Linked DNA regions of Mus musculus: region 2 is linked to region 1. Evidence: chromatin loops called from intact Hi-C (ENCODE). Cell type or tissue: left cerebral cortex. All regions are shown on one strand.

What was found. Hi-C counts contacts between places; a loop is a spot of excess contacts. Peaks named below come from ENCODE experiments on the same cell type or tissue, not always from the same donor. Only the 100,000 strongest peaks of a DNase experiment are listed, where the experiment ranks them.
Region 2: a loop joins it to region 1, with 2.3 times the contacts of the local background. A loop is called at or near these places in 1 of 42 quality-filtered maps.

Annotation. Positions count from the first base shown.
Region 1 is chr7:30,438,528-30,443,527 of GRCm38, reverse strand. Aplp1 (amyloid beta (A4) precursor-like protein 1) reads left to right here. Exons shown (of 17, transcript NM_007467.3): 3 at 304-436; 4 at 618-730; 5 at 915-1,048; 6 at 1,168-1,358; 7 at 1,756-1,886; 8 at 2,399-2,473; 9 at 3,226-3,384; 10 at 3,465-3,593. Among named protein-coding and RNA genes, the nearest start is that of Aplp1, 4.6 kb to the left of the region's middle. In left cerebral cortex, CTCF peaks have their summits at 2,690 (motif pointing left) and 4,108; DNase peaks (open chromatin) are centred at 511 and 2,688.
Region 2 is chr7:30,179,397-30,184,396 of GRCm38, reverse strand. It overlaps Cox7a1 (cytochrome c oxidase subunit 7A1), which reads right to left and starts at 226. Exons shown (of 4, transcript NM_009944.3): 1 at 152-226. The coding sequence starts at 166. It overlaps Gm5113 (predicted gene 5113), which reads right to left. Exons shown (of 3, transcript NR_157376.1): 3 at 2,073-5,000. In left cerebral cortex, a CTCF peak has its summit at 2,902 (motif pointing left); DNase peaks (open chromatin) are centred at 269 and 2,891; H3K4me3 peaks cover 496 bases; H3K27ac peaks cover 501 bases.

The sequences.
Region 1 (5,000 bases):
ACATGGGCCCATAATCCCAGTTATTGGAAAGGCTGAGGTAGAAGGATCACAAATTAAAGGCCCTCGTAAGCTACAGAATGAGTTCAAGACCAGTTTAGGAAATGTAAGGAGACCTGGTCTCAAAATAAAAAGTAAAAAGAGGGCTGGACATGTAGGAGTTTGGTGGTAGAGCATGGCTTTGGCATGTACAAGGCTCTGGGTTCAATCCCCAGTACTGCTGCCAAATGAGAGATGCAGAGGGTGGGGGTCAGCCAGTAGGTTGATCCCCCCCCCACCTCCTCCCACACACATTGTGTCCTACAGATGTACCCCGAGCTGCACATAGCACGCGTGGAGCAGGCTGCACAGGCCATCCCGATGGAGCGCTGGTGTGGGGGTACCCGGAGTGGCAGATGCGCCCACCCCCACCATGAGGTTGTGCCCTTCCATTGCCTGCGTGAGTCACCCGCTGGGGGGTGGGGTGGGAACTGAGGTGAAGTGGGAGTCTACCAGAGATGACTTTGGTCTACATTTGAAGTCTGGGTGATGGGCTGAGAAAGCTATGAATGCCTGGCCTCTGAGGTGGGCAGGCCTGGGTGATGATTCTGGTGATGATTCTGGTGTCTCCCATTCCCCAGCTGGCGAATTCGTGAGTGAAGCCCTGCTAGTGCCCGAAGGCTGTCGGTTCTTGCACCAGGAGCGTATGGACCAGTGTGAGAGTTCAACCAGGAGGCATCAGGAGGCTCAGGAGGTCAGGGCCTTGTCCTGCCTGTTTCCTAACCCTAGGACCTGGGAATCTAGGCCCTTCCTTCCAGAACCCAAGCGTTCAAACTGGGATGTAGGCAATCCATTCCTCAGCCACTCCTAGAGCCCAGCTTCCAGGCTTTTCTGCCCACACTCTCCAACCAGGTCCTCCTGGCCTCCTCTTCCTGCAGGCCTGCAGCTCTCAGGGCCTCATCCTGCATGGCTCTGGCATGCTTTTGCCCTGTGGCTCTGATCGGTTCCGAGGTGTGGAGTATGTATGCTGTCCACCTCCTGCAACTCCCAACCCATCTGGGATGGCAGCTGGGTGAGTGACAGAGACTCTTTCTGTACCCACCCCCCTTACCCCCAAGGCTCTAGAGGCCGGGCATGGAAGCCTGGGAGCCTCTCTGGAGATCTTACTGGCTGAGTCTTCTGCTCCTTCAGTGACCCCTCTACCCGGTCCTGGCCCCTGGGGGGCAGAGCAGAGGGAGGTGAGGATGAAGAGGAGGTGGAATCTTTCCCTCAGCCAGTAGACGATTACTTCGTAGAGCCCCCTCAGGCTGAAGAAGAAGAGGAAGAGGAGGAAGAAAGGGCCCCACCTCCCAGCTCCCACACCCCTGTCATGGTTAGCAGAGGTGAGGCAGCCTCCTCTGCCCCCTCCCTCTTCAGCATTTGTGGTTTGGGTATTTGGGGGGGTATTGGGGTGCCTTTAGGAGTGACCTAGTGGGAAGGGGCACAGCTGGGGGGAATGGAAGAGATAGCTGTGGCTTTGGATATGGTAGATTAGTCTGTGAAGAATGGAGGGGGAGATGCCTCAAAAAGGGATGCCCGGAAGAGGGGTCATTTGACAGACGTTGCTTTGAAGATGACATGATGGATTCCATAGCTTTGCAAACACTGGTTAGGCCTGGGACCATGATGCCAGGCAACAACCGCGGCTAAACTGGATGCATGCTGGTATCTAGTGCATCCTGGGCAATGCACTTCTCAGGGAGGGAAAGTGACCTGCCTGCCTGACCCCTTGTCTTGCAGTCACTCCCACCCCAAGGCCTACTGATGGTGTGGATGTTTACTTTGGCATGCCTGGGGAAATCGGCGAGCATGAGGGTTTCCTGAGGGCCAAGATGGACCTGGAGGAGCGTAGGATGCGCCAGATTAATGAGGTGATGAGACCAGGAAACCAGCATTCCCGCAGGATTCCATAAACACAGGGAAATTCTTTATTGACGCTCCCTCTAAGGATAACCAAGCATCCTTCGACCTGAGCCCACACTCAGGCAATGGATTACTGATCTGCCTTGCAGACCACTGAAATGCCACCGGATTCCATAGGCACTCTGGTCTATGGCACAATCCACTTTAAATTCCATTGGAGCTGGTTGGGTGTAATATCAGATGCCTTAATCTGGATGCTTGAGAGGCTAAGGCAAGAGGATTGGAAGGCTAAGGCCAGCCTCAAATATATAATGACTTTGAGACCAGCCTGGCTACATGAGAACCTGTCTCTAAAGAAATAAAACAATAAATAAACCCTCTGGTTATTCCCTCTTGGGAACCCGAAGTTCAGCGGTATTAGGTCATCTTCGACCTCTTAGACCTTGGAGATGAGTAGGGGGACTCCCTGTATGGAGCAAGATAGATCATGGGATCCTGAAGTGTCCCCATCCACCCCTAGGTGATGCGTGAATGGGCCATGGCTGACAGCCAATCTAAGAACCTGCCAAAGGCGGACAGGCAGGCCCTGAATGAGGTAGGACTCCTTCCTCCTCCCTCCTCCCTCCTCCCTCCTCCCTCCTCCCTGACTCTCCCTCATGCCCCGCCCACTACTGGGGGCCACTCCGTCCATTTCGGTTCCTTTCAACTCACCTGTTCCCTCCCAGTCCCACCCTTACATTTGGCACTGCCTCTACTCAGAATGGAGCCCAGGGCTTGGTGCATGCTGCTGAGCCAGCACTGCCCCCTGGAGGCTGGCTTTGGAATCCTCTCTCAAACAGGGAGTCATGGCCAGTCCTTTCTCTGAAGTTTTTCCATCAAAGCTAGCCCCACTCCCACCCCCGCTGTAGTTGGTTCTGTCCTTCTGGTCCCTCTCTAACAAACCCAGCTTCCTAACTCTTGGCCCCACTTACCTGTGGTTGGTTGCCTTTTTGAGACCCTACCTATGTAGAATCCTCTTGATCAGCCTCCAGTCCTGAGTCTCACTCCATTACCGTTGTGGAGGCTCAGCCTGTCTTTTGGGTTGGAGCAGCCCAAGCCTGCCTTCTCTTTAACTGACCATTTCTGCTTTTAGATTGCTCCCACCTAAGTAGAGCCTACACCCTCAGGCTAGGGCCCCGCCCCCAACTCTACCTGACCCTGCAGCCCATCCCTTCCATTGAGCCTCCCATCCCAGATTGCCGCTGTCCGGAGGAAGACCCACTGAAGCCCACCCTCTTTGTTCTAGATTCACATCTATTCAGGTTTTCACCCACCTGCTCTCTTTCCTACTTCTGCACCTCTCCCTAGCACTTCCAGTCCATTCTGCAGACCCTGGAAGAACAAGTGTCTGGTGAACGGCAACGCCTGGTGGAGACCCACGCCACCAGAGTCATCGCTCTGATCAACGACCAGCGCCGAGCAGCCCTGGAAGGTTTCCTGGCAGCCTTACAGGGCGATCCGCCTCAGGTATGGGAAGGTAGGGGTGGGGCAAACACCAGTTGAGAAGGATGAGGATCAGCCTGGGACAGCCTTGGTCCCTTCCACAGGCTGAGCGAGTTCTGATGGCCCTGAGGCGCTACCTGCGCGCCGAGCAGAAAGAGCAGAGGCACACTCTGAGGCACTACCAGCACGTGGCCGCAGTGGATCCTGAGAAGGCCCAGCAGATGCGCTTTCAGGTACCACATGCTTCCGGTCCCCGGATGCTAACCCAGCCTCCTCTCTTCCGCCCACCCGCTCCCCCTCTAAGAAATGTTCCGTGTATGAGTGTTTTGCTTGTGTATCTGTTTACCACATGCATGCCTGGTCTGTGAAGAGGCCAGAAGAGGGTGTTGAGTCTCCTAGAAGTGGAGTCACAGACTTGTAAGCCATGTGGATGCTGGGAACTAAACCTGGGTCCTCTGGAAGAGCAGCAAGTGCTCTTAATGGCTAAGCCATCTCTCCAGGCCCCAGGTTCTTTTCTTGACCCTCATTTTCAGTTTAGAACCCTTCACTATGCCTGGAACATCCCCTTTGTGTCCCTAAACCCTTTCCAGTCCCTCCATTCTTATCCCTCAAATCCCAACTTCTTTTTTTAAGATTTATTTATTTATTTACTGTATATGAGTACACTGTCACTCTCTTCAGACACACCAGAAAAGGGCATCAGATCCCATTACAGATGGTTGTGAGCCACCATGTGGGGTTATTGGGAATAGAACTCAGCACTTCTGGGAGAGCAGTCAGTGTTCTTAACTGCTGAGCCATCTCTCCAACCCCAAATCCCAGCTTCTTGATGCTGGAAAACTGCCCCTAAAGCATGCACAAGCACCCACACACGCGCACTCACACGTGCGCGTGAGCACACACCTATCATACTGTTCTTTTGACTCCCTTCTTGCCCTCAGGATTCCCACTTCCTGTCCCTTGGAATCCTATTTCCTGTCTCTTGGATTCCTGTTTCCTAGCCCTTGGATTTTACGTCCTTTCCCCAGAAACCTTTCCCTTGCTCCTGGAGTTTGTCCCTCAGCATTCCTCCCTAGCCCTGTTTTCCCTAGAACCTCTGCTGCATGCACTAAGATTCCATCTACTTCTGGTTTCTTGGACATTCTCATTTGTTCCTCAGATGCTCTCCTCTGTGCTCCTGAATAGCAAGCCTTGCCCAGGAATCAGACTCCTTTGTGAATCCTCTGGACCGAGTCCTGCCTCCCCCACAGCCCCACATGTGTTCCTCCAGCCCTGCTTTCTCCCTCTGACCCATGAGTTTACTTTCTCCATTGGTACCATCTCTCTCTCTCTCTCTCTCTCTCTCTCTCTCTCTCTCTCTCCCTCTCTCCTTTGTTTTTGCTTTTGGAGAGAGGGTCTCACTACTCACTATATAGTAATCCTGTTTGCCCCTGGAGCTTGCTATGTAGACCAGACTGTCCTTGAACTTACAGAGATCTACCTCTGCTTCCCAAACACTGCTATTAAAGGCACGCACCATCACACCCAGCTCTCTCTCTCTCTCTCTCTCTCTCTCTTTCCATATATATATATATATATATATATATATATATATATATATATTCTTTTTTCCTTTTTCTTTGTATCCTACCATCATCTTG
Region 2 (5,000 bases), 260 kb after region 1:
TAGTGCTGTCTGGAAGCTCAGGCTGCCAGGGAGGAAGTCCCAGTCTGAAGGGTGCACCTGTTCTAAGACTCCGGATCCTGGCATGTTTAGGTTAGGCATCTGGGTTGTGGGGTTCCCCTCCACCCCGACACAGCCCGTGCTGGGGCCTCACCCGTAGGGCCCTCATTTTGCGTCCTCAGCAGCTCCGAGTCACCTCCCCTCTTCGCCCAAGGACGTGCAGCACTTTACCCTAAGGGAATCCCAAGCCACGCCCACTGACTCCCAGACTGGTGGGGCGTGACCAAATTAGATTTGTCCAATAGGGTCAGAGAGAAAGTGTTCCAACTTGTCAGTCATCGTTTCCGCATTTGGGTTGACCCCAATGACAGTGGCTCAGGGACTTGCCACTCCCTGGCTGTTATCTAGGGTTACCCTGCTGATAATCTGGGAGCCAGTGAGGGCAGAGATAAATGTCTGTCTTCTGAATGAGTGATCACTGCACCTTGGAGCCTTAGTTTCCATATTTGTTTCCTCAGGGCCAAGTCAGGATCTTCCCCAGTGTTCTTGAGGAAACAAGGAGTCACCCCGATACAGATAAAGATATTTACCAGGCCAGAACTGATTTAAGAAATTAAAGAGATAGAGAGAGAGAGAGGGAGGGGGGGAGGGAGGGAGAGAGAGAGAGAGACAGAGAGAGAGACAGAGAGAGAGAGAGAGAGAGAGAGAAAAAGAGAGAGAGAAGGAGGGGGGAGGGGCGGGGGGGGGCTGTGCGGGCGTGATGGCACACGCCTTTAATCCCAGCACTCGGGAGGCAGAGGCAGAGACAGGTGGATTTCTGAGTTCGAGGCCAGCCTGGTCTACAGAGTGAGTTCCAGGACAGCCAGAGCTACACAGAGAAAGAAACCCTGTCTCGAAAAACTAAAAAAAAAAAAAAAAAAAAAAAGAAAAGAAAAAAGAAAAAGAAAAAAGAAAAGCGGGCCGTGGTGACCCAGACCTTTAATTCCTGCACTTCTGAGGCTCACTGTTCTACAATGGTCTACACGGTGAGTTCCAGCCTTGCTACAGGCACTACGTAAAGAGACCCTGTCTCAAAAAAAAAAAAAAAAAAAAAAAAAAAAACAGTTTAAGGACTGACAATGGAGGGCAGGAGAGGTGGCTTGCCGATTAAGAGCACTGACTGCTAGTCCAGAGTACCCTGGTTCAGTTCCTAGCACCTACATGGCTGTTTACCTATGTCTGTAACTGCAGGTCCAGGGGATCCAACATCCTCACAGACACATACATTCGGGCAAAACACCAATGCACATAACAAAATAAAAAAGAATAGACAGTGAACAGATGGAGGAGAGGAGGGTAGGGAGGTAGGGGTCGTGAAGGGGATGGGAGAGATGGAAAGAGCAGAGGGAGAAAGAGTTGTTCCCTTAGAGAAAAATATGGGGCATTTGTATTGTTTTTTTAGCTGAAATTAAGCTTCCTAGATCTTTTCTTTTTTTTTTTTTTTTTTTGGTTTGGTTTAGGTTTTGAGACAGGGTTTCTCTGTATAGCCCTGGCTGTCCTGGAACTCACTCCGTAGACCAAGATGGCCTTGAACTCAGAAATCTGCCTGCCTGTCTCTGCCTCCCAAGTGCTGGGATTAAAGGCGTGCACTGCCACTGCCCAGCCCTAGATCTTTTCTTTGGGATCCAACCTAAACAGAGGTGACATGGCAGCCCATTCTCTCTCTCTCTCTCTCTCTCTCTCTCTCTCTGAGACTGGCCATCTGGGTGGGACTTAGGAGTTAGGCTTAATTGTAGATGGACCCTGATAAATCACCAGGTCTGACTGCTAGTGAGTGGGTCATTTTGCTTTTAATTTCTAGCCTTTATGTCTGTATAATTAGAGGTTTACTGAGGCAATAAAGTGAGCTTACTGCAGAATTCAGTTAGCATAGTTAAGAAAAAGACAGGCTAGAGTTCAAGGCCAGCCTGGTCTTCAGAGTGAGTTCCAGGACAGCCAGGGCTACACAGAGAAACCCTGTCTTGAAAACACCAAAGAAAGAAAGTCTCACACGCGCTATTGTCTCACCAGCAAGAACACACGCGTGAGAAACCGGATCCTTCTGCAGCAACTTTATTACACCAGTTTCAACATGAAGAGGAAGACCCCAAGCACCAAAAAGGCGCTGCTTATATACACCTTAGTGTGGCGTGTCCACACCTGATTGGCTGCTCTCCCAGAGCCTCATCATCATGCCCCGGGATGGGCCAAGACTTGGCACGAAAACATTCTCGCACATGCGCACATTGCTTGTTTACCAATTAAGCCACACAGGCACAGCGAAACCGCTTCCCACAAGAAAGAAAAAAACAAAAAAGGCTAGCAAATCAGCTCTATGGTTCAGCATGCTTGCTGTTTGATCCTATAAGGTTGTCCTGGGTCTAGAGACCCTCACTCAATAAATAGGAACCAAGAAAGACCCTGTCGTCAGCTTTTGGCCTACAGTACATGGAGCCCTGTGCATGTTTACATGTAAGCCCCCGCCCCAAGCCAGGCATAGCAGCCCATACCCCAGGGTTTAGGAGGTAGAGACAAGAAGAATTAGGAGGACAAGGCTAACCTTGGTTACCTGTGGAGTTCAAGGCCATTATGTGAATCCCTTCATTTAAAAACAAGCAAGCCTCTGGCATGGTGGTGTGTGTCCCTGATCCCAGGACTCAGGAGGCAGACAGATCTCTGTGAGTCTAAGAAGTCTACCTAGTCTATAGAGTAAGATCCAGGACAGCCAGGGCTACATATTGATGCCCTGTCTCAAGCAAAACAAAACAGCAAGCAAGCAAAGGAACAGAAAATTGCTTGTGGTGGAAGGCAGGTATCAGAACTGGCTGCATGCAGTGGCCTAGATTGCAAAACCTGTTTGGTAGCATTGTGCTGCCATCTTGTGGCAAAAACACTCAACTGCTCCTCCAACCTGACTCCTTCCACGAATCTGATAATTCTGGATTTACATTTTCAACCCTACTCTGCGATGCCCCCTCCCACTTTGTCCCCCAGACAGGGTCTTGCCACATAATTCAGGCCTGCCTGGAACTCGGGATTCTCACGTCTCACCCTGCTGACTATTGTAGTCTCAACCAAGTATCACAAACCAGGCTTACAATTGTCATTTTAAAATGTTTCCAATGTAGGAAAGCAGATGCCCCCAAAGTGCTTTAAGGTATGCCATAAGTTCACACCTATAAACCTTGTGGGAGGCTTAGGCAGGGTGGTTTTGAGTTCCAGGATAGCCAAGGCTGTATAGAGGGACTCTGCCACAAAACGAAACCCACTAGTACTTCTGTTTGAATGAAGGTAGCCGCTGTGTAACAGAAAATACATCTTTGTCTTTGCCTCCAGCTCCTAGTACCCAGCTCCTGAGATTCTTTGAACCATTAGAAGGATTGACGATGTTACTTATGCATTGATATCTGGTGGCCCGCAAATAGGTTGAGTATGAGCCTGGGCACCAGAAAGACCAAGGCACAGAGAAAGGGCATCCAGCTCTCAGTATCCTGGGCTTCTAGGGAGGGGGTGTTTGGGAGATGTTGGAATCACTTATTGTCCATAATTAAATACCTTAATATGTAATTAAATAGCCCTTTGGCAGGCTCCAGGACTGTGACTGTATTAAAGGATTAGGTAGATGGCTAGTGCCTGGGCATTGGTGGTACACTTCAATCCCAGCACTCAGGAGGCAGAGGCAGGCAGATCTCTGAGTTGAAGGCTAGCCCAGTCTACAGAACAAGTGGTAGACAGCCAGGGGTACACAGAAAGACCCTGTCTTGAAAAAACAAAAAGGAAACTGGCTGGCGCTGAGAGGAAAGCGGTTCCAGTCTGTGTACCCCGCCCCTCCTATGCATCTCCTCTCTCTGAGTCCCTGAGTTTTAGGTTTTATAAATAAATATTTAAAACTGTGGCAAATATCTGTGATCTCAACACTTGGGAGGTAGAGTCAGGAGGACTAGTTCTACTTTATCCTTAGCTGTAGAGGAACTCTGAGGCTAGCCTGGGCTACATGAGAACCTGACTTGTTCCATTTCCCAACTCCCAAAGTAAGCAGAAAGTACTGTCCATGTTCATTTTGGAGTTCAAGGTTTTTTTTTTTTTTGGTTTTTGTTTTTGTTTGTTTTAAAGCTGTATATAATTTATGTGCACCAGGTACATGCTGGTGACTGGAGAGGCCAGAAGTGGATCCTGGATCCCCTGAAACTGGAGTTATGAGTTATGGGTGGTCGTGAACCACAATGCTGGGAACCAAACTCCGGTCTTCTGCAGAAGCAACAAGGGCTCTTAATGGCTGGCCATCCCTCCAATGCCCCTCCCTTTTTGAGGCAGGGTCTCACTCTGCAGCCTTGGCTTGTCTGGATCACTTGCTTCTGCCTCCAGAGTGCTAGGCCCAGAGGACATGAGCCACCACATCCAACTAAGTCTCTCAATCTTAATTACGGATTGCAGGGAATGCCACGGTGGCAGATGCACGGCAAAGTACACCATGGAGGTCTTCTACATGTTAGGACAGTCTCTTCTAAAAACCAAACCAAGCCAAACCAAACCAAACCAAACCAAACCAAACCAAACCAAACCAAACCAAACCAAGCCAAGCCAAACCAAACCAAACCAAACCAAAATAAAAACAACTCCTTCCCTCAAACTAAACGAAACAAAATGCAAAACCTAAGACATTATTAGCTGGGCATGGTCATGCAAGCCTATAATTTGGGAGGCGTAGGCAGGAGGATCAGGAGTTCAAAGACATCCTCAGCCACATAATAATTTTGAGACCAGCTGAGGTTCTATGAGATTCTCCCTTAAAAAACAAATAAATACCAAGAGAAAAAAGAAGTAAGGGTCAAAGAAGGACAAAATTGCACAGTAACTTCAATGACATCAGTAACCAGTGGGGGTGAGAACAAATTCAGGTCTAAGCCACGCCCGCCCAAAGGCACAGTCATTACTCGCAACACACCAAACAAATAATCTTTTTAAATAAATCTTAAAAAGGGAGG